Linked DNA regions of Homo sapiens: region 1 is linked to region 2. The links are chromatin loops, found by intact Hi-C in ENCODE. Cell type or tissue: PC-9. All regions are shown on one strand. Links, peaks and the distances in the headings refer to the core of each region. The heading gives the core; the rest is flanking DNA. Region 1 holds the start of LOC124902403 (a long non-coding RNA gene). Region 2 has its middle 100 kb from the start of SVIL.

Region 1 (15,438 bases), core at 2,679-10,678, 210 kb after region 2:
CTGGTGCCTACTCCTGGATCCCCACTGAAAGCAGAGAGGGATGGAAGAACATTGGGTCCCCCTTATTGCGCATCCTGGTGATTTGACTTAATTGACACCCAGGGGGAACGGCAGCAGCAGTTGTTTCTGGGCAGGAGCAGGAAAAGGAAGGCTAGATAGGGCCTGAGAAGTCAGAGGGTGAAAAGAAGGAGGCCAAGAACTGGAGAGGTGATGAAAGACAGTCACGGAGGAGCTGAGGTTCCAAGTCCCCATGCATGCTCTATTGTCTCAACAGACCTCACTTACAAAACACAAACTCAAAGATAAAATTTAATAATAAAATAAATTAAATTAAGAGCAGTAAAACCCAACTGAGGGACCCTTCTGAGCCCAGAGCCCTGTGCAACTGTACTGGTGGCTTGCCCATGACACCAGCCCCATCACTTAGCAACACTTGACAAGAGCCAGAGACACCAAAGCACTTGCCATTGTCCCTGCCTCTTTAGCTTGTCCTGTTTTTTTCCAGCCCTCCAGTGGGGTCTAAGTTTGCAAGCTCTAGATTCAACCACTATAATGCAGGGACTACCTTTCACCTTTTAAGCTTGAGTCCAGCATGTGCACATCAGGCTGCTCAATGCATGCTTGTTGCATTTAATAGACTCATATCCACAGGAGCCCCCATCTTTTCCTTTCACTTTCACCAGTTGGTGGTTGTCTTCTCCTTCCCCAGGCTGCCTAGAGTTATCCTAAGAAGCACTTAGGTCTCCTTTCTCCTAAATGACTGGGGTCTAGGGACATCTTTCCAGCTCTTACTGCCAGGAGGCTGCAGGCTATAGTTGTCACCTCTTCCATGTGCAGAGGGCTACAGGAGCCACAGCAATGTGTTCCCATGGTCATTTGCTTCTGTACACTTTGCAAAAGTTAGATATTTTAGCAGTTAAGATGCTGCTTCTTTCCATTCAGACGTCTCTCTGTCTCACTTCCCTTCTGGTCAGGTGGCACTGGAGTGGCCATGGCATTTAGGGGATCTGGCTCAGGGTCATTGAGTTGGGCGTACATTTAGGGTAGACTTTGGGGGATATGTGTAGGTGGTTTGCAGACATGTAGGTAAATAGTTAACCTACTGCTGGCAGAAATTCACAGGCAGAAGTAGGGTTGAGATTTGTCTGACTCTGATGGTGCTGATCTAAAAATGATCCTCTATTGCCTTTTATTGCTTAGTGACCCCTCATCAGGTCTTTGACTCCCCAAATTAAGGACAGGATGGTCCATCCTCAGCCACTTGCCAACATTTGACATCCTTTTGCATCTCCCTAATGGACTCTGGTCTTTTTGCCCACTGCTGTCTATTTGTCCATTGCTCTCTGTCCATTGCTGTCCATTGCTCTGAGACCATTGCTCAGACTTTTTGCCTTTGCTGGAGAGTGTTTTTCTTCATGCTCTTCCTTCAACTAAAATGACCATGCCCAATCATATCTGCACTAATTCCTTGCTGATTTCACCTGAAATACAGACATTAATGGAGATAACATACAATTTATAAATATATCTCTAAAAAAGTATATCAAAGACAAACTCATTAAGAAGTGACATTAATTTTTCAGTTTTTAAGGTTAGTTGCGGTGAAAAAATCTTGAATGCCCCAAATCCTATAGCTTTTGTATGAAAGAAACATACAGATTTCCCAAAATTTGGCAATAATTCTGACAACTTACTTGCCACTGCCAACAAAGAATCATGAGGCTGAAAGAAACTTTTATAAACAATCAATAATAAGATTCAAAAATAAAAATAAAGATCAACCATATCAGAGACAATACTAAATTATTTTTCCTTTTTTTTCTATAGAAAGATATTATAAAAGTGTATTATAGATAGGCCAAGAGAATGTTGCAAAAAAATTTGGAAAAAAGTATTACGGAGTCGTGTCAGGCACCCAATTAATAAAAAGCGTTGCTTTTTTTTCCCGGAATTGTATATGTCTATGTATTTGTCAGCATTTAAAAACTTATAATTTGGCTTTTAAAAATCATTCTAATAAATCTTGCTTTCATACTTAACTTTTATTTAATGGATTATATTTCTTGAAGAATTTCCCCAATTGCGTAAGTTTTAGATCCCAAATCTGGATCCTGATGGGTCCTAGACAGCTAGTATCTGAGGAGAGAGAACCCTCCGGTCACTGATGTTTCTGGGAAGACATGGAAGAGTCAGCCAAAGTTGGAGGGGGGTAACTGAATCAGAGTTCAAGGTCAGCAGAAGAAAGACAGGGATGAAAGTTGGAATGAAGAGAAAGGCCTCAGGGTTTCCCTTTAATCAAGAGATTAAGTAGGGAATTGTTAATAATAAAATCATTACTGGGCCTAGTGGCTCACACTTGTAATCCCAGCATTTTAGGAGGCTGAGGCAGGAGGATCTTTTGGGGTCAGGAGTTTGAGACCAGCCTGACCAACATGGTGAAACCCCGTCTCTACTAAAAATACAAAAAAAATTAGTCACCCGTGGTGGCACATGCTTGTAGTCCCAACTATTTGGGAGGGTAAGGCAGAAGAATCACTTGAACCAGGGAGGTGGAGGTTGCAGTGAGCCGAGATTGTGCCATCGCACTCCAGCTTAGGCAACAGAGTGAGGCTCTGCCTCAAAAGAAAATAATAATAATAATAATAGGCCAGGTGCAGTTGCTCACGCCGGTAATCCTAGCACTTTGGGAGGCCAAGGCAGGTGGATCACCTGAGGTCAAGAGTTTGAGACCAGCCTGGCCAACATGGTGAAATCTCCTCTCTACTGAAAATACAAAAAGTAGCCCGGCATGGTGGCGGGTGCCTGTAATCCCAGCTACCTGGGAGGCTGACGCAGGAGAGCTGCTTGACTCTGGGAGGCGGAGGTTGCAGTGAGCCGAGATAGCACCACTGCACTCCAGCCTGGGTGACAGAGCAAGACTCCATCTCAAAGTAATAGTAATAATAATGATAATAAATAAAATAAAATTATCATCATCATCATCAAAAATAAAATAATGACTAAATATATATTCATTAACTGTTTTACTTTAACTCAATGCAAAGGCACCTTCATCTGGCAGGTGTAGGGCAAGGCTAAAGTCTTCTCTCGAAGTCTGAGTCCTCTAACAGAGCTGCTTCTTTGGCTTTTTGGTGTAAACCACAATGAAGAATCCTCAACCCATAATGCGGATTTCTCAAACGTGGAGGAATGACTTTCAAATATGGAAAATGGGAAGTAATGGAGTGCAGTATCCTTCCGGAGCATTAACTTCTTCCCTTCATATTTTTCAGTTCTCTCACCAATCTGTAATTCAACAGCTCAACAGCAGGCTGTTCTTTGATTGACTTGCTGTTAAGTTTTCCAAGGCATTCAACCTTGTTATCATAGAAACTGCTCTTTTCTGTACTCATATTTCATCAGTTTATAGGTTATTCACAGAATTACATAATTGTTAACATAAGTGTAACTGATGGACACAGATCCGGAGGTAAACACACCTGACTCAGGTACCTGAACAACTCACTGGGCAGATGTGGGCACATGCCCTGGAGGGCTGCTCTCCAGCCTGCGTGGTCCATGGAGTATGAGCTTTACGTGTGTTTTCCTGGGAAAAAGGAGATTATGGTTTATCTAGTAATTCATGGGTGGAACTAGGTGAAGAGAGCACCTGCCATAATGGTAAACTGAGCAAAAGGAAAGTAGTAAAAAGAGGTGCAGAAGGAAAGATTGCTGAACCTCAGCCCACATGCAGACAATGAACGTGGTTGGAGATTCCCATTCTGCCAAACTGCCCAAGCTGTGCACTAGGTTAGTTATGAACTATTGCCATAAAATGAATTTTCTGATAAGAATATTTTCTGTAGGAATATTGAGGAGCCCACCGCCCTCCTTGGGTTCAGGTTAAGTTGGCTGCACAGCATTCATGATCCACACCAGCAACTAGCATGTTTCTCTGTGCCCCTTCCACCTCTTGTCTTGCTAGGTCTGACCTCCTAGTTTTGTATCCTGAGTAGGCAGGCAATCCTCAGAAAGGAGCCCATAGAATTTTCTGTAGTGACTCTAGGGTATTATGCTTCCCTGGCACCTCTCCTGGTCAAAACTAGGTATGGAGGTGGCCCCAAATCTTCCTGGGTTTTGGTTTGAACATCAGCGTGTTCAGAACCCTGACTGGGCCACTTCCTCTATCCCATATGCATGAGAGAATCACCAACAATATTTGACCTTGAACATGGAACCCTTGTGCGCCACAATGCAGCCCCTACCTACCTCGCCAGCCTCTTCCCTACCCACCTCTCCAGCCTCGAGCCACAATGGGACACCCCTCACCCCCATTCTCCAGAAACACATATGGGTTTTAGTCTTAGTCCTACACAAACAACAAAAAAAGTCATTCCTGGATTCATGCTTCCAGGACATGCTGCCTTCTGTGAGAGGGCTGTTTTTCCAGACATCCACTCTACCTTGCCTCTCATGTCCAATACTCATGAAATCCTGTTAGTTCTATTTCCTAAATATTATGTGATTTTTCTGCTTTCTCTCCACCTACCCCTTAGAACCAGCCCTCCTCCTCTCTCACCTGGACCATTGCTGAAGGCTCTCAGCTGGTTTAGTTGTCTCCCAACTCTTCTCAAGCCAACCCTTTCTTTAAGCTGAATGCAAATTCAATCATGCTACCTTCCTGTATAATGTCCTTTACGATAAATTCCCAATGCCCACAAGATAAAGCCTAAATTCCTCACCCAGGCACACAAGGCCCTATAAGATCTGGCAATTATTGTGATCAAGTATGTTTCTTTCTTTCTTTCTTTCTTTCTTTTTTGAGACCGAGTTTCACTCTGTCGCCCAGGCTGGAGTGCAGTGGTGCGATCTCAGCTTACTGCAACCTCCACCTCCTGGGTTCAAGTGATTCTCCTGTCTCAGCCTCCCGAGTAACTGGGACTACGAGTCCTGGTGCCCGCCACCATGCCCGGCTAATTTTGCATTTTTAATGGAGATGGGGTTTCACCATGTTGGCCAGGCTGGTCTCAAACCCCTGACCTCAGTTGATCCGCCTCAGCCTCCCAAAGTGTTAGGATTACAGGTGCGAGCCACTGTGCCTGGCCTATTTTTTTCTCTTAATAAATTGTGAGTTTCTCAAGGGTGGAGACTGTTCCTCTATCTTCCATATCCAGGGCACATTGTAAAAAATATTCAGATTAGGCCACTTATTTAGAAATTCATGGAAATGTTGATTGGGACACAATCAACCCTTTGAAGATATCTTCCAAAGGAAATCTTTGTTGAATTTGGCAAGTGGTTTAATTCAAGAAAGATATGTTGAAATTTTAGTTTTTAAAAAGCTTACATATAAAAAACAAGTTTTAAAAAACACAAGATATATAAGAAACAAAATTTAAAAACAAGTTTGCCCCAATTGATCTTGGTCTCAGATACCCAGAAACAATGTAGTCCTGTAAGGTCTTCCACATGCTCTAAAGATGTCCAGAAAATTCTGTCAGTGGGATCTTTGCAAGAAAAGGTATACGAGTCAAGGTGGAGCCCGATCCTTCTGCCTCATCGTCACTGTAATGAGAGGGAGAGCAGTGGAACCCATTCAGGGTCTACCAGGAGGCAGCACTCTCTTCCCTGGAAGCCTCTGAGACTGTCAACCTTCCAAGAAGGTGACTCTGGAGGGACAGGGTAGGATTATGTCATATTCCTGGAATAGTGTAGCAAAAGTCCCCCTGTTTATGCACTCTGCTGAGATTCAGGTCTGTGCTGGCACAGGACAGAATGTTCCAGCACAGGATAACTATGTTACAGTGCCAGTTATGAAAGCAGGGGAGTGTCTTGTGTTGGGGGCAGAGCAGTCTTTGACTGCCACGCTAGGTAAAAGGCCACCACGAAAGCCTTCTTATTTAGTCTGAGCTTTCACAATTCCAGGCTCTTGCCAGTCTCAGGATTTTTCTCGTGAATGAACCAGGAAGGTCCAAGGTAGGGTGAGCAAGGCAAGCTAGCCAGGGATAGGAGCAGGGCTAGTTTGTAGTGCAGGCTGCCCTGCTGAGGGGAGCAGCCTCATATGAGTCCAGGAGGCAGTCAGCATGATTCACCGAGCCTGTTGGAGGCTAGTGACTTGAGCTGGTGTTTCATAAGGCTCTGCATGGGCAGTTTTCCCTCCCGGATTCCTCTCCATGCAGCTGCAGACTGAGGAAAATCAAAGCCACAGCTTCTGCTGGGATTTGCATGGGAAAGTTTCCCCCTTCCCTGGGAATGTCCTTTCAGTTCTCTACACCCCGTGGCTTCGACTATGTTCCACAAACACTGAGCCAACAGCTTGCCAGAACCCCAGGGTCAGCGCCTGTGGAACCTGTCACCCACCTGCAGCTGCAAGTCTTGGGATATGCGTGAGACCTCAGACAGCAGTCTGCCTGCTGGGTGGAGGTGGGGGGTCCAGGCCAGGATGGGCTGACTGGCAAACATTCCCAGGTAGGGTGACCAACTCATCCTGGTTGTCCCAAGACTTTACTGCCTTTAGCACTAAAAGAATCATATCAAAGGAAATTCCTCAGTCCTAGACAGAAGAGGACACCCTGTCCCCTGACTCTCTAATCCCCGGCAGTGGTGTGCCTGCTGACCTGCCCAAATAGTTGTACTTATCCTGAGCTGCTGATTCACCTTGTGGACAGGGTGGCTCAATGCAACTGATGGCACTTTCCTCTTTGGCTGGCTCCTAGAAAATTCATTTTAAAATTTATTTTATTTTATTTTTGAGACTGGGGCCTTGCCAGGCTGGAGTGTAGTGGTGCGATCATAGCTCACTGCAGCCTCAAACTCCTGGGTTCAAGCCATCTTCCTATCTTAGCCTATGGCATAGCTGAGACTACAGATGTGTGCCACCACGCCTGGCTAATTAAAAAAAAAATTATTTTGGTAGAGATGGGCCTTGCTATGTTGCCCATCAGGTTTTGAACTCCTGAGCTCAAGTGATCCTCCTGCCTCAGCCTCCATAGTCGCTGGGACTACAGGTATGCACCACCACATCTGGCTAATTTTTAAAAAAATTTTTGTAGAGACAGAGTCTCTCTATGTCGCCCAGGCTGATCTTGAACTCCTGGCCTCAGGCATTCCTCCTTGGCCTTCCAAAGTGCTGGGATTATACACATGAGCCGGCTGCTGGAAATTTCAGAGCCTAATTTGTACCTCTCCCTAACGAATTATATAGGAATGAGTAGGTGCAATTTGTGTGTTAATCTTTCTCTTAGCCAATCCATCTCTCCTTAGCATCTATTTGTCTTCTTTTAATACTTACTATAAAACACACCTTCTCTTACATCATTGGCCGTAGCTTTGTAACCATTTCAAATTATATTTCAAAGACCTACAAATTGTTAGGCCCCTCTCAAACCTCCTGCAGGGAAATCTTTCCTATCTGCCCAAGACCCTTCTTTGAGTGTGTCTGGCCTTGGCCAGGAGGCACCATTGTAACAAAATAGACCTGATCATGCACTTGGGGAAAAATCACTAATCCTTAGTGTCTGCTGTTATGAACAGAGGTATTTTTAAAAACGTTAGAAACATGTATAGGCCTTTGCTGAAATTACGATCAAATTCTGTACCTGCTTAACAATTTGTTCCATCACAGTGTAATGGCGAGCGTGCGCCTGGCTGCTCCCCCAAATGATCGCGGTTGGGTTTTCTGTACAGTTTTCTCTCCAGTCGAAAGATAATTGCTTTCCACACATAGGAAAATCTAAGCATAGAACCAGGTGTTCAGGTAGCTTGGGCTGAGCCAAATGAAACCAGCCACAGGCAGGCTCTGTGAAAACAAGATTTAGCTTGCATGACAGCTACTGTTTCACTGGCTTTGATGAGGTGTGAGCGATGTGTATTTCACAGGCCACAATACGGCTTCGAGAGGGAGCCTGAACTTCAGTGTCTACTTCCAGTTCTTTGCCCTTGGCTGTTTTGATTTTCAGTCTGAGAGGTACTCCTGGGCTAATTCACTTTTTTCTCTGGCACTCGTAGAAAGAATCCAGGCACTATTCGGCACAGTAATTTGAACATTTTTCATTTAGGAGGATCTGGCCATGGGACCAAATCCTGGGACCAGTGAGTCTTGGAAAAATCACTTAGAAAATGTATCCAAGGCCTGTTTGCTAAAATCATTCCCTCTTTTCATTTATCTTTGCAGACATTTCGCTTCCTGTCTCATAACAAATTCAAATAACAAATTCAACTTTAGGTCTGAAAAAATGTGAGCTGTGACCACAATATATTGTTATCTGAATTGTCCAGATGGTCCAGGAAAAAAAAAATTGAAGCTTATTTGATTGATTTCTCTAACTTCCCAGACAGATTATGATTCATTGGGAAAATGTTCCCTGTGGTTTTCTAGAGTATTTTCAAGCAATAGCCGTGCCGAAGGAGCTTCAGGGTATGAAGACTAGTTTCTAAATGATACATAATAAACCCTGTTGCTTGGCAAAGTTTTCATTTTGAAATCTGAAACCTTTACCATCTCCAAGTTTCAGGATAGCAAAAGAATCTCAACTGATTTCACCAAAATCAATTCCTGACCTTTGACCTTTATTACAAACTGTAGCATGAAGTCTTTGCCCCACTCAAAAGTATACAATTTTTTTTCATGAATCATTGTGGTTCGTTCAGAAAAACTTGGCCAAGGCATGAGGTTTATGTCCAGTTTAGAACACTTGTGCCAGATATGATACATTCAACATGATGTGTGGTTTCCTCTTTTTTTTTGAGACGGAGTCTTGCTCTGTCACCCAGGCTGCAGTGCAGTGGGGCACTCTCGGCTCACTGCAACCTCCACCTCCCAGGTTCAAGTGATTCTCCTGCCTGAGCCTCCCAAGTAGTTAGGACTACAGGCACCCGCCATCACACCGGGCTAATTTTTGTATTTTTAATAGAGATGGGGTTTCACCATGTTGGCCAGGCTGGTCTTGAACTCCTGACCTCAAGCAATCTGCCTGCCTCGGCCTCCCCAAAGTGCTGGGATTACATGCATGAGCCACCATGCCCGGCTGGTTTTGATTTCTTGAGAAATCCCTGTAACGGCACCTTGAAACCCCACCAAGCCATTGTGAGGAGCATTTAAGCCAAACCAAGATCCCTGTTTAGGGTTTGATGTTGGATTCTCCTGGCAATGTGGGTCTTGTCTACAATACAGTTGGTGCACACTCCCATAACCCACAGCAGCACCCGGCTGGATGAAAAATGACTCTATCCAAATGATGGGATGTGTTCTTTCCCAACAGAGGCCCACACGGCTCTGCGAGCCTTCTTCAGGGAAGCTCTGTAGTGCCTGAGCTGTCATCCTAGCCCCATGAGAGAAAGGACAGGGAAGGGGGTTCCACAGCCTATGCAGAACTTCAGGGGAGGGGTGGTGGCCAGGAATGTTCACCTCTTCCCACAGGCCTTTATAGATGTCAGGACATGTCTGGACAGAATCAATAATTAGATTTATCTGGGTAGGAGGCGGTACTTTTGCACGCATACACACACACACACTTTTTTGGGAGGCTGAGTAGGGGAGAGAGGAATGAAACACAGTATTATTCTTGCAGATACAGAGCTATAATGATGGCGTTGGAATAGCTGGCAGTGGGAGAATAATCTGTGAAACTGAAAGGAGCTGTTCCTCACTTTTTGTTTCCCCCTTTTTTTCTTTTATTGATATGTAATATTTGACATGTTTCTGGGGTACATGTGTGTTACCTACTTCTAAGGTTAGACAGAGTCTTGATAGCTCAGGATTTTTTTAAAGCTAGGTGTATGGTTGATTTTAATGGTAATATTTCATTTGCAACTCAAAGGATAAATGCTTGAGGGGATGGGTACCCAATTCTCCATGATGTGCTTATTTCACATTGCATGCCTGTATCCAAACATCTCAGGTGTCCCATAAATATATACACCTACTGTGTACTCACAAACATTAAAAATAAAAAAAATCACTACTTCTTAATACTATATCTAAAATCTTAGCACCTCCCCAAATGCTTTCTAATTCATCGCCAGGCTATGCAATTGTTATAGTTTCCATCCCTGAGGGTTAAGTAGGATCATGACTCCCATCACAGGGATAAGTAACCTAAGGTTCCGTGGATTTTGTTTGTTTTCTAGAGCAGGGAGCTCTATTCTTTTAGGCTTTATCCACTTGCAATTTCTTCAGCATTTGTCCTGCTTGTCATAGGGTTTAATTTCCTCTTCTTTTCCTCCTTTCTCTTAGACATGTGGGCTTAAAGCCATCCCTCACTGATCCCTGCTAGCAGATGAATATATCGGAAGGTGATGAGTACGAAGGAGCTTGGCTGCCAGCCAGGCGGTGTCGGAAAAGGATGGGAATTATGTTGTTGTGAACCTAAAGCTGCTCCAGGAAAGTCTATCGAAAAGTTAAAAACATTTAAATAAACAAATAAAAGGATGAGAATGTTGAAATGCTAAAAGATCAGTGGTGTGTGGGATTCTTCGAGCCCTGCAGTTTCAACACATTTGAGGTGGAAGGGCCAAGATCGGCCTGCCATAGCCCTTTGTTTAGAGGATGTTCAGCCAGTGGTGACTCCACAGGCCTGCAGCCTAAAAGCCCAGGGGCAGATGCAAAGGCAGTCTAGACCAAAGCGTTGTCCCATGCCCGCACAGGTGCGGACAAGTCCAGGAACTCGCCAGCTGTTGCAGCTCTCTCAGAACAAATACAGCCATAACCATTGGAGGGCCAGCAGGCAGCCTCAGCCTGCAGAGAGGTGGGCTCCGTCACTCCGGCCTCCTTGTCTCTCCTCCAGTTTGATAGAAGCCCCACCCCCGGTCTAATATTACAATCCATATAGCTTGTGTCACCAGCTTGCCTATTTCCAGTAAAAACCAGGTAGCAAATCTAGGCTCAGTAGTGTGTGCCTGCAGTCCCAGCTACTCAGCAGGCTGAGGCAGGAGGATCACTTGAGGCCAGGAGTTTAAGGCTGTAGTATTCACGATGATGCCTGTGAATAGCCACTGCACTTCAGCCAGGGTGACACAGCGAGACCTGTCAAAAAAAAAAAAAAAAAAAAAGCAAAAACAAACCAAAAACAGGTAACAAATAGAAAATTTGTCACAATCCCTTTCAGGACAGTCAACATTATAACATTATGATTAATATTTCTAAAGGGGACAGACAAATGCTGGTTGTCTCTGTCTGTGAAGAAGTGTATGTTATATTCAGTGGTATGTGTATTCAGTCACATATATTCAAGGTGGCTGAACTTCACAGAACCCAACTATATTAGTCGGTCCTTGCGTTGCTCTAAAGAAATAACAGATTGGGTGATTTGTAAAGAAAAGAGGTTTGATAGGCTCATGATTCTGCAGGCTGGACACGAAGAATGGTGTTGGCATCCACTCAGCTTCTAGGGAAGCCTCAGGAAACTTACAATCAGGTGGAAGGTGGAGAGGGAGCAGGCAAGTCAATGGCAAGGCAGGAGCAGGAGGGAGAGAGGAGGGGAGGCAGCACACGCTTTTAAACAATCAGATCTTGTGAGAATTCACTCATTATTGCGAGGACAGCACCAAGGGGATGGTACTAAACCATTAATAAGAAATGTGCTCCCAGGCCAGGCGCGGTGGCTCACGCCTGTAATCCCAGCACTTTGGGAGGCCGAGGCAGGTGGATCCCTTGAGGTCAGGAGTTCAAGATCAGGCTGGCCAACTTGGTGAAACTCCATCTCTACTAAAAATACAAAAAATTAGCTGGGTGTTGTGGTGCACGCCTGTAATCCCAGTTACTCAGGAGGCTGAGGCAAAACAATCGCTTGAACCCAGGAGGCAGAGGTTTCAGTGAGCCGAGATCGTGGCACTGCACTCCAGCCTGGGCAACAGAGCAATACTCCGTCTCAAAAAAAAAGAAAAAAGAAATCTGCTCCCATTATCCAACCACCTCCCACCAGGCCTCACCTCCAACATTGGGGATTACATTTCAACATGAGACTTGGGTGGGGACAAATCTACAAAGGATATCACCTATTAATATCCCCACTCCCACCCCGGGTGGCCGGGATCCCAAACAGCAAAAGAAGAGTTTTAAAAGTTGGGGAGCATAAGCAGAACTGAGGGATTCATCTTGTTTTGGAATAGTGTACACAATGTGTAGATCAAAGACATGCAAAAATACATGCTCATTTGATAGAAAATCTTGGGAATTTTCGCTTTTTTTTTTTGAGACGGAGTCTCACTCTGTTGCCCAGGCTGGAGTGCAGTGGTGCAGTCTCGGCTCACTGCAACCTCCACCTCCTGGATTCAAGTGATTCTCCTGCCTCTGCCCGTCTCAGCCTCCCAAAGTGCTGGGATTACAGGTGTGAGCCACTGAGCCCCACCGGAATTTTTCTTTATAAGATACCGTGGCAATGATGAAAGTTTGTCTTCAGTACCACAGATTTGGTGACCTTCAGTTTTGTAAAGCAACTGTCTTCAAACACCCTGGCCTACACCTTAAAAGTATTTTGAAAAATTACATTCCCCCTTGCACATTTCTAAGTTGACATTTAAATCCTTTTCTTCAAATATTTAAATAACTAAAAAAGATAGAATTTCCAGCAAAATGTAAACACTGGCATTTAAAAAAATGACTTCATTACTCTTTAAAATATATCTGATGGAATATAAACACAAGGGTGATTTGATACTCTCACTACCATCTATTTAAAAACCATTAATATTCTCTTCTTTAGCTGTTGGCAATTTAATATCTTTATATTGTATTTCCACTCCTCTTTCACACTGAATTTTATTCCAAGAAAATATAATTTTATAAATTAAAATTTGTATTAATTGCCCATCCTACTTCCTTGTCACAGAAGTATGTATAAATATGGACATTTAAGAAATTATTTTGGCCAGGTGTGGTGGCTTATGCCTGTAATCAAAGCACTTTGTGAGGCCAAGGTGGGCAGATTGCCTGAGCCTGAGCTCAGGAGTTCGAGTCTAGCCTGTGCAACACCGTGAAACCCTGTCTCTACTAAAACACAAAAATGCTTAGCCAGGCATGGAGGCACGTGCCTGTAGTCCTAGCTACTTGGGAGGGTGAGGCAGGAGAATTGCTTGAACGCGGAAGATGGACATCGCAGTGAGCTGAGATTGTGCCACTGCACTGGGCAACAGAGTGAGACTCTGTCTCAAAAAAAAAAAAAAAAGAAAAGAAAAAAATTATTTCTTCTGAATTCAGTTATGATTTTAATATTAATCTACATTTTGATTAAAAATACATTAAAGGCTATGCACAATGGCTCATATCTGTAATCCCAGCACTTTTGGAGGCTGAGGTGGGAGGATCACTTGAGCCCAGGAGTTCGAGACAAGCCTGGGCAACATAGTGAGACCCCATCTCTATAAAAATTGTTTTAAAAATTAGTTGGGCATGGTGGTATATGCCTGTGCCTGTAGTCCCAGCTACTCGGGAGGCTGAGGTGGGAAGTTTGCTTGAGCCCAGGAAGTCAAGACCACAGTAAACCATGATTGTGCCATTGCACTCCAGCCTAGGCAACAGAGCAAGACTGGGTCTCAAAAGAAGCAAAACTATACATTAAATAAATTTTAATTAAAATAATTACTAAAACATCATTGGAAATGTACCCTGATAAGATGGCTAGGAGTGTCTCAGTGCCTTCATGAAAGGACATCTTGCTGATGCCAGTATTTCTAATGATCCCTTTCTTTGGTAACCCAGGGTGGCAGATAGACTCTAAGATTGTCCCAAATTATTCCCGCCTCCTAGAGTCCATGGGCTTGTAGAGTCCCCTGCCAAAGTGTGGTTGGAACTGTAACTTGCTTCTAGTTAACAGAAACAGCAAGGGTGGGTACAAAAATACAGTTAGATAGAAGAAATAAGAGCTGGTGTTTGATAGATCAGTAGAGTGACCATAGTTAATAATAATCTATTATATATTTCACAATAGCTAAAAAAGAATAATTCAAATGTTCCTAGCACAAAGAAAGGATAAATGTTTAAGATGATGGATACCCCAATTACTTGGATTTGACCATTACACATTATAGGAATGTATCAAAATATCACACTTACCCCAAAATATGTGCATCTATTACGTATCAATAAAAATAAATAAATACATACATACATAAATAAAGGGGGGAATCAGAATACATCAAGGGTGTGTGATGAATGTTATGTCTGTGATTATGCAACAGGAGATGGGACTTTCCATCTTTCTAGCAGGCTTTCTCGACTCTCTCCCTTATTGACTTTGTTGATGTAAGCCTCCATGTGGTAAAGCCCTTGTGGCGGGAACTCAGGGCAGCCTCCGGCAACAGCCAGCAGGGAGCTGGGACTCAACAACCTGCCAGGAAGTGAATCCTGCCCAAACCACATGAGCTTGGAAGTAGATTGTTCCCCAGTGGAGCCTCAGATGAGACCCCAGCCTGGCAGACACATTGAATGCAGCCTCTTATGAGGTCCTGAAGCAGAGGACTCAGCTAAGTTAGGCCTGGACCTCTGACCAACAGAAACCATGAGAGAGTAAATATGGGTTGTGTTAAGCCACTAAATCACCCACTTAACACACTGGGGTCAATGCACTAGAGGTTAGCACTATAGCAGTAGTTGGGATGGGGGAAGGGTCTGACCTTCCCCTATAAAGTGGGAGAAGACTGTGAAGGGGAGGTATTTTCATAATGTTTCCATCACGAATGTTTTGTTCCAAATATCTCAGAAAGCAGTACATTCCAAGATTAAGAATCTGGAAATTGCCAGGTGCGGTAGCTCACGCCTGTAATCCTAGAACTTTGGGAGGCCGAGGCGGGTGGATCACGAGGTCAGGAGTTCAAGAACAGCCTGGCCAACATAGTGAAACCCTGTCTCTACTAAAAATATAAAAAATTAGCCTGGCGTGGTGGTGGGAGCCTGTAGTCCCAGCTACTCAGGAGGCTGAGGCAGGAGAATGTCTTGAATCTGGGAGGCAGAGGTTGCAGCGTGCCGAGATCGCACCACTGCACACCAGCCAGGGCAATAGTGCGAGACTCCGTCTAAAAAAAAAAAGAATCTGGAAATTGATGCTCTTAAATCTGTAGTGCCCAAGTGCCCCTTGGGAAGTTTCTTAAACCCCAGAGGTTGGTGTGGCCCAGTTTGAAGACGGTTGTAAAGCTTGAGCCATTATGATTCCTCCTCCCATACTGGGGGAGGAGTGGCCGTACTCAATGACCAAAGGGGTGTGCACAATGTGCCCCTGACCCTGTGCTCCAGTCCTGCCTCTGCTTGCAGGGGTTCAGCCCTCTTCCACGTCATCTGGTCAAATTCCATTCCAACGGGACAGGGCCTTATCAAACATCTACTGTGGTTTATACACTAACCCAGGCATTGGAAAAAAGGACAATGGTGATTGTGAAAGGGAGTGGCCCATAGGAGACATTTTGTTCTGGGAAGTCTTCTCAGATAACCACACTACGACCATCCTTTGCCCCGTCTTCTCTAAACTC
Region 2 (15,438 bases), core at 4,204-12,203:
TGAAAAAGAAAAAAAAAGCCAACGTGAATTCTGCTGTGTGTATGTACAATTTCCATTTGCAAGGGAAAGGTTATCCAAAACAAGCTTATGTTTCAGTTACTTTCAAGGTACTGCCACGGGCAAGGAAAGCCAAAATAAATTTCAAACAATTTTCCCCAAAGTTCAGACCTTTTCAAAACCAGTTTCAAAACTGGTATTTCCAAGTTGCAGTTCCAAAGAACCCTTTTTAAAAGCAGAAATTTCCTGTACATAAAAACTTTGATAGGGTATTCAATATCATTATTATACTAAACAAAGGTGACAGCCAAATGAGATTGACTCAGAACAAAGGGAGAAGGGTTTGCAAATTGTTAAGAAGAAAAAAATGAAAGGGAAAGGAATGCAAGCATCAAGAAGCACTGTCAAAAAGGGGGAGGAAGGAAAGGAAGGAAGGGAAAAAGAGTAGAGCAGCCTTGGATAGAAACAAAGCCATGTATTGGAAACCCTGGGAAACTGCAGACACAAAAGGTGAGCTAGCAGCATGGAGGAGCTGAACGGGCAGCTGAATTGGCCAGAGGAAAGCTGAAAGAAGTAATCAGAAAGGATCGCAAGGGGGAAACTTACCCCAAGTCAAAGAGCAGGCTGGGGAGTGGAGGGAAAGCAATTAAACACCAATGACAGATGGAGATAAGGACGTCCAAGGCAAATGTGTCCCTAAGACACTTGAAACCCAGGCCTGCCGGGAGGTGGCTGGGCGACAGCAACAGACCAGGAACAGGAGGGGCAGAATGTCAAAGAGGGAAACAAACAAAGGGTCCTAGAAGGAGGAGAAAGCTGCCAAAGTCTGGGGGTGAGGGGCGGTGTTAGGATGTTTGTGGGGAGTGGTACTATGGCTGCATAAGGAATACTAGAGAAGTCCTGAGCAAAGGAGGTCCCCCTCCCCAACTAAGCTCATCACCTTCTTCCTCCTAAGGGAAATGGCTCTTATTTCTAACCCCAAGGACCATGATGTTGGGGGGACAACATAGTCACCACTATCAAGGGGAACTGGATCATTTTCCAACAGTACCCCTGTGGAAAAAGAGGAAACAGGCTAACTTTGACCGCCCACCTATATCTGACATCCATCAAGAATTTTGTAGCATCCCAAGACATTAAGCAGGAGGAAAAAGTTTGATGGTATAAAGGTGAAGTCATCTTCTGAAAGGAGCTGGGCTGGGTGAAAAAGGATAGTGGGTACAGTAGCCATGCTGGGCCTCTGTGTTTATGGAGGTGTGTGTGTGTGTGTGTGTGTGTGTGTGTGTGTGTGTGTGTGTGTATGTATGTGGTGTGTGTAGCAAGACAGAGGGATGTATGTGTTTAAAAGTTGGCAATTGGCCGGGTGCGGTGGCTCACACCTGTAATCCCAGCACTTTGGGAGGCCGAGGTGGGCAGATCATGAGGTCAGGAGTTCAAGACCAGCCTGGCCAACATAGTGAAACCCCATCTCTACTAAAAACACAAAAAGTAGCTGGGTGTGGTGGCACGCACCTGTAGTTCCAGCTACTTGGGAGGCTGAGGCGGGAGAACCGCTTGAACCCAGGAGGCAGAGGTTGCAGTGAGCCGAGATTGCACCGTTGCACTCCAGCCTGGGTGGCAGAGTGAGACTCCATCTCAAAAAAAAAAAAAAAAAAAAAAAAAAAGGTGGCAATTGCTCTTGAGAGACAAGACTTAGAAACGTAACATGATGGCTGGGCACTGTTTCTCTCACCTATAATCCCAGCATTTAGAGAGGCTGAGGCAGAAGGATCACTTGAGCCCAGGGAGCTCGAGACCAGCCTGGGCAACATTTCTCTATAATTTTTTTTAAATTAGCTGGGCGTGGTGGTGCACACCTGTAGTCCCAGCTACTTGGGAGGCTGAGGAGGGAGGATTCCTTGAGCCCAGGAGTTCAAGGCTGTAGTAAGCTATGATCACACCGCTGTACTCCAGCCTGGGCAACAGAGCAAGACCCTGTCTCTAAAAAAGAAAAAAGTAAAAGAAGAATAAGATGCTAAGAGAACTGTAATGTGCAAAGAAATGTACTAAGGAAGGGAGATTTATCCCAGTGAAAGTCCTGGGTGAAAAACCCAGTGAGGATCACTGAAGTCAGGGCATGTACAATGAAGCTGTAGAAGAAGATGAGACTCAACCTCCAGCTTCGTATAAGTTGACCCTTCCAGTCAGAGGGGAGTGTTGAATTTTCAATCAGGAGATCTTAGTTCTAATCTTAGCGCAGGCAAGGTTCTCAACCGTGGAGCCTCAGTTTCCTCATCTCCAAGATGGAAACCCTGGGTCACCAGCCCTAAGAACCCAACGGGGTTCTTGAGCATCTCAAGTGAAAACGTCAGTAAACCAAGTGAAAACTGAAAGACTGTAAACATCTGTTATTACTGCACAAAAGGGATGAAGTAAGAGATACATGAATGTGTAAATGGAGGCCAGAAGTGGATTAAGGGCTTAGAATTGTGGGTGCAACTCAGCAACCGTGAATCATCAGGGGATCTGAAGCAACAGCAGTTTCCAGTACAAGGAACCCCTAAGATTTCGAGGAGATTTGGAGTCAGAGGGTTTTATACATGCCCAAGCAATTATGGCTTATTTTACAACCTTTTATAGAACAAAGGCGATTGAAACTCACTGAATATCCCAAAAAGGATTGTGATTGATGCTGGAGCTACTAGAGGGCCATTTATTCACAATTCACAATAATTAGGAAGGCAAGATGTTTTGGGGTGCTGGCCAGGAACTGGGAGACAAGCAGGCCTAGGTAGAGGCACAATACGAAATCTTTTTTAAGGACATGTACGTAAAATTTGATAAACCATATAACGCCTCTTCTATCTTCCTGTACCCAAGATTCTGCTCCTCGATTCTTACTGGCACATCAACTTGCTACTCTGGCTTTATTTGAGCTGACATGATTACAACACTGTTCTGAAAACAAAAAGGTGCTGCCTCTGCTCTAGCCCTCATACTTGAAGTATTTGTTTACGTCTGTTGTTTCTGAACTGCGAGTCCATCCAGGGCTGGGCCCAACCCTTATTCATCTTTATAGGTTTCCCAGGCCTGTCACACTATAAACACTCAACAGAAGATTTGCTGAATTAAATCCACTAGCCATACCACCTTGGATAAGCAACAACTTCTTATAAACTGAAGTTTTCTCATTGATTAAACAAAGGATGTGGGCAAGGTACCCTCCAGCTCCAACAAATGCAAAAACAACAGAATGTTCTGAAAACACAAAAGCACTGTCTGGAGACACATTGTAACTTTTATGCATTTCATGCAATAGAAAAATGTATAGAATTAAATCTGATTCATATGTCAATTTTTAAATAAACACTTATTTTTAGGTATTAGATCCATTCCTTTGTTAGGCAATGAAATATAAAAGCAGCCTAAGGTTTTACATATGGAAAAACTATACATGCCGGTTACCCTAAAATAACATTTATTTGGATTAAAAAAAAATGTTAATTCTGACATTTCCTTTTAAACCGCCTCCCCTGACAGACTATATCTGGAATAACATTGACATAACAGAAACAAGTAAGTCTCTTTACAATGACTACAGTTTAACAAAGGCGCCTGTCTTTTTACCTTCCTTGTTTACTGAACAAAGGCAGCAAATGTAAGTACAGTTGCCCCAGCAGCTGGCAAGTTCTCTCCCATATGCGAAGAAGTTGTGGAACAGCTGGGGAATGCAAGATGCTTTTGAACAAGCTGCTATGTGATCCAAAATAACGCCGCCTGTTCATCTTCCGTACAATGGAAGCGACGGCCCAGCGCAGGTCTGGCGCATGCCCTGCAGCGGCTTCTTTCTTTCCAGATGGAGTGCAACAAGTGGCTACAAATGGAGTGAAATGCACAAAAGCAGGGATCTTGCTCCTAACTCTTTACACGCCTCCAATTGGTTATGCACGCAGCTCATTTTCCAGTGTGGGAGAAGCTGCATATCATATCCAGATGTAAAACCTACATAATGACAATCCCTCTCTGTCCTCCTGTCCATGCACTTTCTTGAAGATAATGTTCATGGTAACTACACATCGGGTGGTGTATAATGACATTATAACGTTTCTTTATGTTGCTTTAGTCCATATCAATTGTTTAAAAGAGCAAAACCCAAATCAAGAGGTATAAAATAGCAAAAAATGATCAGATGTATTATAAGAAATTATATCCATTATATATACTATATACATATAGATACAATATACGATTTTATATTTCTTGCATGTATATACAATATAGAGTATATTTGCTCATTTGAAAAACTTTCAAGTTTTTTTAACATATGAAATAGCTATACTGGTTGCTCATTAATTGTTCAGTTTAACTGACCTATGCTTCATGCTGTCATCTAAAAGTTAGTTTAGCAATTTTCAGATCATACATAGTTGACCATGTTTAAGGAAATATTTTTGAAATGTTATGTCTCAAACTCTCCTTCCTCTTCTATCAACTTGGTGGTTCACCTTTAAACAGACTATCAGAAAATACTACATTTTCCAAGGAAATGGTCCCTCTTCCCAGGATTAGGCCAGCACCATTTTCACAGAAGCAGATACATTTCTTTAGTGCCATTGATGGCTAGTGAATGAGAAAGGAGAATACATATTTCCTTTTCACCAGTTCATTTGGTTTGGGTTTTTGTTTTTTTTTTTTTAATTCCTACCATCTTGGCCATTAGAATACTGGGCTTTAAATTTAAGAGAAAGGGAAATGGCTGAAAGGCCCACCACAAAATTACACAGTGGCAAAACCAGGAGAAAAGCTCTACAGTTCTGGAGCTCCTTGTAAACTCCTTGGGCGACTGGACCAAGTTTTCCATCACTACCAACCTTTCCCTAGCCCCAACTTGCTGAGAGAAGGAGGAATCACTAACTGTACTATATTGCCATATTCACTAAGAACAGTCAGTTCAGGGCAACTAAGAACTACTTTACCTCTCTGGATGAGGGGAGGAAGGGAAGGATTCTGTTCTTAAACATCATCATTATTAGTTAACATTTGTTGAATAGCAACTATGTGCTAGGCACTGTGCCGAGTATCTCATGAATTATCTAATTTAGTCCTCATGGTTTGAAACCAGGAGGCACTATTATTATTCCTAGCTTGTTTTGTTTAGTTTTTTTACAGACAGCTGTCTAGCTCTGTTGCCCAGGCTGGAGTGCAGTGATGCGATCATAGCTCACTGCAGGCTCGAACTCTTGGGCTCAAGCGATCCTCCCACCTCAGCATCCCAAGTAGCTAAGACCACAGGTAATTTTTAAATATTTTGTAGAAACAGGGTCTCACTATGTTGTCCAGGCTGGTCTCAAACTCCTGGCCCCAAGCCATCCTCCCACCTCGGCCTCCCAAAGCCTTGGTACTACATGTGTGAGGCACGGCACCTGGCCTTTGATTTATGTTTTAAGAGAAGAAAGTGAAGCTCAGAGGCTAGGCAAATTGTCCAAGGCTGCAGACCTCTAAATGGTGAAGGCAGCAACCGAACCCAGCCATTCTTCCCAGACTTTCCAGGCTTGCCCTCATCAGCGTGCCTGGCTGCCTCTACCTAGGACGTTCCAAGTCCCTGACTGTCACGCCAGAGTTGCAAACATCTTTCTTGAAGGCAATACATTTTAAGTACATTCAGGACAATGCCAAAGTCCTATTTTGTAAACTTGAGCTCAAATGTTGTATAAAAGTTGTGGATACAACCATATCCTTGGATCCCTCAAAGAAATTCTGAGGTTTTAACTTATCAGTCAGTAAGGTGGGCCATTATTTCCAAAGCATACTTCACTCAATTTTAAACGCACATTCAGCACAGTGGCAAAGTCACACACAGCTTAAACAAGGTGGGAACTGCAGCTCCTTGCAAAAGAAAAGGCAAACAGAGCTCCGTGCTGTGTAGAATTCCTGACTCCAGGCCCACCTGCCTGATGAAACACTGCAAAAAGCAAAGGACAGCTATTTCCACCTCTCTTTGGAACTGTCATAATTCTAAAGGTTTGGGGAGGAAACCTTAGTTCTCTTCATATACATTAAGTTTTAAATATGAGTTGGTTTAGCTATGGCACTGGCATTAACACAAGCCAGAGATAGGTGGAAAGTCCATCAAGCCCTATAGCCTAGCATAATCAAACCTGAACCCCGGGGTACAGCACACACCCAGCAGTCCATAAAGCGCTCTTCAGTAACCGACTTTGTCAAAAATAAAAAAATAACCTGGAAGAATAAACAGTCCTCTTTGGAACAGGGCAGACTCTTGGATCTGTTAACCTCTTTAAGCCTCAGTTTCCTCATCTGTGAAACAGAAATAACCTCCTGGGAAGAGGTTGTAAGGTTTAAAGAGAAAATGAAGAGCCTTCCACATTGTGTAGGGGAGAGTCCCTGGTCCATTAGCCCTTCATAAAAACCAGTGCCTGCCCTTTCCTTCCAACAGAAGAAGGGGGTGGAGGCAGATAAGACAAGACACGAAAACGTGAATTCCATCGATTGACTGCGAGGGGCTAGGGTTCACAGCAAGCAGAACGTCCTGGGTTTCTCTTCAATACCACCTCCTCCTCTCCTGTTCAGATGCTGAGAAACATCTGGCGCAGTAGAGATGCTGCCTCTGACATTTCTATGACAAAACGCGTGCCTGTGCTAGGGTTTGCACAGGCACAAGTTATCACAACCTCGGGATGGGGCTGGGGATGGCGGACAGGAGCTCCTTTAATTTCCCCAGCTGGCCTCTCCCCTTGTGAGGAACTTCTCATTGCAATAAACTGTCAGACTTCACAAGATCTCTCATGCCAACGCCTGAAGCTCTTAATCCCGCACCTGACCCAGATTGCGGCCTGGACTGGAGCCTCCCCGCCGCTCACTCACTGTAATGCAATTACCGCCTTCTGGAGCTCCACTCGGGGTGCCAGGGACTGCTGGCTGTCACCCGGGGACTAAACCACTCCCTTCGGGGAGCCCGCACGCGCGCAGAAACGTGGGCAGCTGGGGTGGCCTGGCGCACCACGCATCGGGTTCAAACCCGCGCGGGCCCTGCGGAGGCGCCGGTCTGGGACCCCGGGCTGGGGCGCGGGAGCCACCGCAGCTCCGGCCACTTGCGGCTGGTGTCGGGAAAGGAACCGGGCGATGTCGTAGTTCTGATCACTGGCGCGCCACTCCCCGGGCCACCCGCCTCCCCGCCATGCTCTCAGCGTAACGGGCAGCCGCGCTAACTTCCCGAAACTCCGCGGAGAGAAACCCTGCCCCGGCCCGCTCCTCCCCGAGGCGCGCTCCGGGGACGGAAGTGGGTGGGAGCCGCGGCCGCGCCGCGCCTTTGTTACGGCTCGGGGACCCCGCGGGCCGAGCGCAGCGCCCCGTCGCAGCGGCCCGGGCACCCGCCGGCCTCCACCCCCGGGAGGCGCCCCCGTTCCCGCTTCGGTCCCCGGCAGGGCCTCCCGCAGCCAGAGCGAGACTGACCCGCGCCTCCCGCCCCGGAGCAGAGCGCAGCGGCGCGTCCTGGCGTCTGCCGGCCCCGGCTCCGCGCGCCCCTCGGCCACCGCGCGGAGGGACTTTGCTCACCTACCCGGCTCTTCCACACCTCCCGGTGGCAGGATCGCCGCTTCCCGCCGACAGCGGCTCGGCGGCCCCGACTTCTCAGCAGCGCCGCGGCCACGCCCCGCCTCGTTCCCACCGCGCGGGGAGCGGGTCCCCGCTCGGGATGATTCACTTCGCTCCTTACCTGGAGGCTCGCGCGTCCCCACCCCTTGCGACCCGCGCGGCGGCCGGGAGCTGGCGCCCTCTGCTGGGCCACCAGGCGGGAGCACCCTCGGACTGGGCAAGGATCGGGCGGAGAGGGTGGGGACACAGAGGGGGGCCAAGCACAAGCACCCCTGCCTCTCTCAACGCGGGCACCCCTTCCCAAAACAGGGGCCAGTGCGCGGGGACCACGCTGGGACGACTCTCGGGGGAAGCACCAGAGCTGTCCCCACGCCCCAGGACACGAACTCGCGCCCGGAGCCGACCCCCTCCACGGCCAGCGGGTCCAGCCGCGTCCTCGGAGGTGGCCCAAGGAAACCGCGATGAATCGGCATAAGCACGTCCTATCTTAAAACACCGGAAAGGCAGATTTTACTTTGTTTGGAAACTAAGTTTGTGTCCTGTGTCTCAGTAGCTCTCAGGGTGGTGGCAGTCACGCCCCCCCGGTCCCAGGGCTGGGAAGATGCTTGGGCTAGCCCCCGCTGCAGCCCCGGAGATGCGGGGCTTTAGGATCCCAGGGGCTGGAGGCCAGGGCCGCCCTATCGCTCTCCCGGCCGGGGGTGTGGCTGTCCAACTCGCTCTGTCGCCCGAGTGAACTCTTCCAGCAGGTTGGCCTCTCAGGCTGTCCCCTGAGGACCTGAGCGAAACTCTGGAGGGGACCAGGAAGAAGGGAGAGAGGACATCTCCGAGACCTTCCCGGGGGTGCGCCCACACTCACGCGCCCACACTCGCGTCCCCACCTTCCCCCCCGTCTCACCTCCGCGCGCTCCTGCAGAGCCCGACTGCGCCCGCCCTCCTCGCCCACCTGCCGGGCCCGGGCCGGGGGTGCACACTAGCGCGGGGCCTTGGTGGTGCGGCACCGTCCCCTGCCCAAGCTGGCTCTCGAGGAGGTGTGGGCCCCGGGAAAGTCGGCCAGGGCCACTGTCGCCGTCGCCGCCGGAGCAGAGCCAGTGGCGAGCTCGTCAGGGCGGACCGGGCGCCTCCGTCCCCGAGAGCCGGCGCGCGAGTCCCGGCCAGCGGGCAGGCGCCCGGTATTAATTGTAGGGCCCCCGGGTGTCGGCCGCCAGGCGCTCTGAGTGGCTCGGACCGCGCGCCAGGCCGGCGGGGCCGGCGCCACCCACCCCCTCGGCGCGCGCCCGGCCCAGGGACGCGCCCACGCGCACGCGCCCAGCGGCTCAGGGCTCCCTGGCTCTCACCGGCTCTGCTGCCCGGAGGCAGCCGCTTACCCTGGAGCCCTGAGAGGCCCCTTTGAGTCTCCAGACCTTCCAGGGATAAATAAAATCTGGCGACCTGTGCCAACGCTGTGGGCCAGTTGCAAAGGAGACCGTCCTTGCTGGCCACGCGCACCTGTGAAAAAGTCGCGGGACCCCCCAATCCCCTCCACCTGGACCGAACCCTGCCTCGGTGGTTCTCGCACTTTAGCTACACCAGAGTCCTCCAACGTTTGTGAAAACACCATGACTGCCCCTCTTCGTGCCCCCTCCAGTGTCTGATTCTGTAAGACTTCTGTGGGGCCCGAGAATTTGCACTTCGAACAGATTCCCAGGTGATGCTGAGGCAGCCGCGAAGATTGAGAGTTAGGGCTTGTAAAAGTGCTTGGTAAACGGCAGAACAGTAGATAAGTAGATAAATTTCAACCTGTTAAGTATGTTACTTGTCTGTTTCAGTAGGTAGAGGTAGTTGTGCTCCTCTGAGTGTTAGACTACTTTATGTTTCCTCCTGAATATGCACCATCAGACAAAAAAGAAAAGCGAGTGTTTTTGTTTGCTCTAAAAGACCACAGATTGGGTGGCCTAAGCAACAGAAATTGATTTTCTCACAGTCTTGGAGTCTGGAAGACTGTTCTGGAGATCAAGATGTGGTCAGGGTTGGTTTCTTCTGAGGCCAGTCTCCTAGGCTTGTAAATGGCTTTTTGTGGCGTCTTCACAAGGCCTTCCCTCTGTGTCTGTGTCTTAATCTTTTCTCCTAAAGACACTATATGACTTCATTTTAACTTAATCACCCCTTTAAAGACCCTGTCTCCAATTGCATGCCTTTTTTTTTTCTGAGACAGAGTCTTGCTCTGTCACCAAGATGTGTGTCACCTACATCACATTTTTAAGTAGTGAGGGTTAGGACCTCAACATATGAATTGGGATTGGGGGAGCGGGGAGGGTGCACAATTCAGTCCATAACTGTGAGCTCCATTGCTCCTAAGATGCTAGAATAAAAATTGGACTTCAGGGCCGGGCGCGGTGGCTCACGTCTGTAATCCCAGCACTTTGGGAGGCTGAGGCGGGTGGATCACGAGGTCAGGAGATCGAGACCATCCTGGCTAACATGGTGAAACCCTGTCTCTACTAAAAATACAAAAAATTAGCCGGTCGAGGTGGCGGGCGCCTGAAGTCCCAGCTACTCGGGAGGCTGAGGCAAGAGAATGGCGTGAACCCGGAAGGTGGAGCTTGCAGTGAGCAGAGATCGCGCCACTGCACTCGAGCCTGGGCGACAGAGTGAGACTCCTTCTCAAAAAAAAAAAAAAAAAGAAAAGAAAAGAAAAGTTGGACTTCAGCCTCCCCTATCCCCTACTCCATCTCATGCCCTCCACGACAAGCTGACCTGTGGACTCACACATTGTCAAGTGCTGTGAAGGGAAGCTGGGAGGATTGAAAATGCAGTAAGGAAACAGCCCTCTCAACTCGATTTGTGGTCACAGCAGTAGCAGCGACACTCCAGTGTGGAAAAGAATATAGGGGATCTATCAGGAATTTGAGACCCTTTACCAGCAAACATTTCAGAACCGGCCTCTTAGCCTTTGTTAGCGATTCAATCCAGAGTCACCCTTGCCCAGTCTGCCCTCTGCCTACTCCCCATGTCATTGTCATCCCCCATGGGCTCCATAATTAGAGACTGTGGTGAATAAATATGCCTAAGACGCCTCATTCCGCCTGCCATCTATGGGAGCTCTGACACATTTACAGCTGGGGTAGACAGGAAGGATGTGAGGATGAGGACTTCGATGCTGACCCCACACTACCTAGAGACATCTGAAAAAAGTCATCTTCCACAAATTGGTCATTGCCCCAAATTAAGCGCACTTACTGATCCTACTTTGTAACTTTTCTTTGTGGCTTCATCCAACCCTTGATTTATTCTTTTTTTTTTTTTTTTTTTTTTCGAGACAGGATTTCACCATGTTAGCCAGGCTGGTCTCGAACTCCTGGCCTCAAGTAATCCGCCCGCCTTGGCCTCCCCAAGTGCTGGGATTATAGGCATGAGCCACTGTGCCCAGCTGAACCCTTGACTTCTTAACACCAAGCCAGGCCCTCCCCAAGCTCCAGATCCAGTGGCTGCTGGATCACCACAGACACTCCAAGCACAGTAATGTGTGGCCATAATTGAACTCTTCCCCACACTTTGTTTTCCCTGTATTACCCATCTGAGTGGATGGCACCAGCTCCACCATAGTCGTGCCTGCTAGAAACCCGGGCATCATCTGAGAGAAGACCCTCTGCCACACCCTTTACACCTCACCAGCTTCAATTGGTTTCATACAGCGTCCCTGATGCCTCCCAGAGGCCTCCTTCTTTCCCACTCCCACCACTATTGCCTCAGTCCAGGCCCTTCTACTATTTCCCCTCTGGCTTTTGACGCCAGCCTCCTGATCCCTGCTCCAGCCTGGCTTCTGAGCCAGCATCCCCCACACCATATCTTCAGTGATCTTTCAAAAACAGAAACCTGATGACCCTGCAGGCCTTCTTAAACTCTCTCAATGGATTCCCTGGATGTTCCAGGAGAAATACGCAAGCTCCGTGGCCCATCTCTGGCTATGGCCTCATCTGCACCCTTCACTCCAACCATAGGGACCACTTGTGCCCAATGCCCTGCATATTCAAGAGGTTCCATGCTCTCTGAACACACTTGCTTGGTCTAGAGAGAAGGTGTCACCTCCTTTCCAGCCTCCTCCAGGAGTCACCAACTTCAAGAAGCCTGCCTGCTTCTTTCTGAACTAAGGACCCCCTTCTGCTCCCACAGCACCCAATTAAGTTGCAGTCATAGCCATCAAATGTTGGACTGTAATCACCAGGTCACTTCTCTGTGTCCTTCATTAACCTGTGAGTTGGGGGAGGGCAAAGGTCTTACCCATTTTTGCAAGTTTGAAGTCTAGATTAAACTTGATGCTCCAAAAAAATTATGTGTGTGTGTGTGTTTGCTTTAATGAATGAATGAATTCTTAGAAAGTCAGAGGATTTGTTCAAACATAGCTTTTGTTGCAAATACCTTATTTGGGGCAATCCTCACTTCCTTGATAATACTTGTGAACATTCTCCCTTAAGTCACCTCCTAGTGAAAATATAGTTTCATCTTTTAGAATCCCTAATTAGCTTCTATGCCTTCTAAATATTCTGGGTTCCTTACACAGAGCTTTTCAAACTGTGGGTCCTGGAATCAATTTTGTGGATAAAGACCAGCTTTATTATTATTACTTTTTGATAAAACAGAAGTAGAAGTAAAAACACGAAAGTACATCCTACATAGTAAGAAAAAGCATTGAACCCAGGTATGGTGGCTCACGCCTGTAGCCTTAGCTACTGAGGCCAAGGCGAGAGACCGGGAGTTAGAAACCAGCCTGGGCAACATAGCGAGACCCTGGCTCCAAAAAAAAGGAAGTATTGTTTTCATGAAATCTTTTGTTTCAGTTCACTGTATTTATGAGTTGTATGTATTTATTGTATTTATGTGTGTGCAGGGTTGTTGTGTTGTCAAATGTATTCCTCCCTGTGGGTCACAGTTAAAAAGCTGAAGTGACAACTGCCTGAGGCAGTGCTGGAGCTGTGCTCACCAGAGAGCCCAGATTTATGGAGCTCTTGGAGAGGGGTACAGTTAAGCAAAGCTTGGAGAGTGAAACACAGTGCTCCCTCTGCAAACAGTAGGTGCTCTGTAAAGGCTTGTATGGCCTGGAGGTGGGTAAAAATGTACAAGTTGGGTGTGGGAAGTCCCCTTGGCTGGAGTCTATTGGGGAGTAGGCAGAAATGATGCTAGTGACACAGAGAAGGGAAGAGAGACTGGTTTGCTGCTAGATGCAGCCGTTGTTCTCCAAGGTTCCCAAACAAAGGCAAGAGGTACAGGGACGTGGGATTTCCTAATCCAGTTTTCAGCACGAATCTTCCAAGATTAAAAGTCTGTTATGAAGCTAACCTTCACTGAAATAAAAGTACTGCTTTCTCTGTGTTAAGAGTCGGAGATCTAAGAAGCCCAGGGCGGCCTGCAGCACTCAAAACAATGTGTTCTGTTAACCAGCAGAGCTTTCTAATCTCTGATAGTCCGCTAGTCTGGAAGGCCTATTGAGAGGGGCAGAGATGAGATAGGGTTATATAACAAAGAAAAATAACAAGCAGTCCTTAGAAAACTATAACCTTGATAGTTATGCCAAGTATTTCCATCCATATTAAAAGCCTTTAACCAAGGAACCTAGATCCAGCCCACAAATATTTAGAAGGGAAGGTTCTCACTCCCTAGTCTAAAGTTTAGAATCTGTAAAAGAAGGTTGCCATGTAAATAAAGAATACATATTATTGCTCCTCATTTGTTGTTGTTGCTTTAGTTATTCTGGTCTGGGCAGATTAGAAAAATTGAAACTTGGGCCAGGGGAATGTGGACTTAAAAAAAAATTTTTTTTTTTAAAGGGAGACAAATAGCGTGGGCCAGAGACAGCCAAAATTATAATAAAAAAAAATTCTGGAAGACAGCTTCTCTATTCTCCTACTTTTAAAAAGAAATACACTTAGCCATGAATATTATTATGGAATTATATTTTGAATTTGGAAGATGGACAAAATCTGAAAGAAATCAGACTGTGACAAGCATGAATTTTAACAAAACTTTAAAATGGGTTCCAGATTATTCAACTTCTTTAGTTTTCGGGATGGGAAATAAACAGGATGCTTTGGCAAAAAAAAAAAAGTGGTTTTGAAAAATTTCTGGAGGCTGAAATATTCTTATTCTTTGATATTATTTCTAATATCAGCCATGTTTCAGCCATTGAAACTAAACTAGATGGGTGTCAGTTGAATTTCTTTTTCTAAATACAGAGAAGACTTTTTAACTATTACTATACTTTAAATATAGTTTGACCACACCAAAACTCCTGCTGAAATTTGATCTCCAATGTGGCAGTGTTGAGAGGGAGATCCTAGTGGGAGATGTCTGGATGATGGGGGCAGATCCCTCATGAATAATAGACTCCCATAAGTTTGAGTTCTCACTCTCACTGGAATGCATTCATTCCCAAGAGAGCTGGTTGTTAAAAAAGAGTCCAGCTTCCTTGGTTTCTCTCTGTTGCTTCTTCTCTCACCATGTCATCTTTTTGCACACATCCACTCCTCTTCTACTTTCTGCCAGGTGTGGAAGCAGCCCAAAACCCTCACCAGATGCAGCTGCATAATCTTGGACTTGACAGCCATCAAAATCATGGGCCAAGTAAACCTCTTTTCTTTATAAATTAGCCAGTCTAAGGTATTCTGTTAAACTAACACAAAATGGACTAAAACAGCTATATTTCTTTTTTTGTTCTTTTTTTTTTCTTTTTCTTTTTTTTTTTTTTGAGACAGAGTTTTGCTCTTGCTGCCCAGGCTGGAGTGCAATGGCATGATCTTGGCTCACCGCAACCTCTGCCTCCCAGGTTCAAGTGATTCTCCTGCCTCAGCCTCCCAAGTAGCTGGAAGTACAGGTTCCTGCCACCATGCTCAGCTAATTTTTGTGTTTTTAGTAGAGATGGGATATCACCATGTTGGCCAGGCTGGTCTTCAACTCCTGACCTCAGGTGATCCACCCACTTTGGCTTCCTAAAGTGCTGGGATTACAGGCGTGAGTCACTGCACCCAGCCTGATTTCTAATTGTATAATTAATAAACGCTTCTTTAATATCTTAAAAATTCACAAGAGTTTGGGTAGTAAGAGGAATACATAAACAAAGGTTTTAATTAAAATTAACAGTATAGGTGGGGCAGAACTAATTTAGCAGGAGTTGCTCCTCCTTTTCAAAGCAGCTGTCATAGCTAGAGGTCATGTAGTTATTTCTTTATGCTGCTGCCTCTTCGGGCACTATCAACTATCTTTTGGCTATTAAAATTAATGGCAAACCTTTGTCCTCTGAGGGAAATGACTGAATGTGGATCAGAGTCAGCTACATTGGGGAACAATGCCATCTTTGGCCAAAGGGGTTGTAAAAAGCATACCACAAGTCACAGAAGGCTCTTTTAGGCCCTCATGGTAAGAGATGGCCAAAAATCCATGAAAAGGGATTTATCAGCTTAACCCAACAATACGTAGCATTCATTAGGATGCGACATCTCCCTGCACCAGTACATTGCTTTTCTTTCAGAGTTAGAGTCTTGCTCTGTCACCCAGGCTGGAGTGCAGTGATGCAATCATAGCTCACTGCAGCCTCGAACTCCTGGGCTTAAGCAACCCTCCCACCTCAGCCTCCCAAGTAGCTGGGACTGCAGGCGTACACCACCATGCTCAGCTAATTTTTGTAGCGACAGTCTCACTATATTTCCCAAGCTGGTCTTGAATTCCTGGCCTCAAGCAATTCTTCCACCTTGGCCTCCCAAAGTGCTGGGATTACAGGCTTGAGCCATCATGCCCAGCCCACTTGGCTTTTGCCTGCTCTCTACCTCACCTGCCACTCCCTCCTTCCAGCCTCCTGTTGGCTGTCATTTCTTTTCTAGT

Evidence for each region. Peaks named below come from ENCODE experiments on the same cell type or tissue, not always from the same donor. Only the 100,000 strongest peaks of a DNase experiment are listed, where the experiment ranks them.
Region 1: it touches region 2 in a loop (13-fold over the local background); 10 of 110 quality-filtered maps call a loop at or near these places.

The regions. Positions count from the first base shown.
Region 1 is chr10:29,941,265-29,956,702 of GRCh38, forward strand. It overlaps LOC124902403 (a long non-coding RNA gene), which reads left to right and starts at 5,882. Exons shown (of 2, transcript XR_007062101.1): 1 at 5,882-6,447; 2 at 10,214-10,430. In PC-9, for the core only: CTCF peaks have their summits at 6,676 and 6,915; DNase peaks (open chromatin) are centred at 5,957, 6,627, 7,837 and 8,467; H3K27ac peaks cover 5,275 bases.
Region 2 is chr10:29,728,200-29,743,637 of GRCh38, forward strand. It overlaps a transcript of SVIL not described here. Among named protein-coding and RNA genes, the nearest start is that of SVIL, 100 kb to the left of the region's middle. RefSeq lists silencers at 7,187-7,326, 7,437-7,626, 7,637-7,866, 8,121-8,415 and an enhancer at 7,267-7,767. In PC-9, for the core only: CTCF peaks have their summits at 7,792 (motif pointing left) and 7,999; DNase peaks (open chromatin) are centred at 7,682 and 8,302; H3K4me3 peaks cover 4,811 bases; H3K27ac peaks cover 3,360 bases.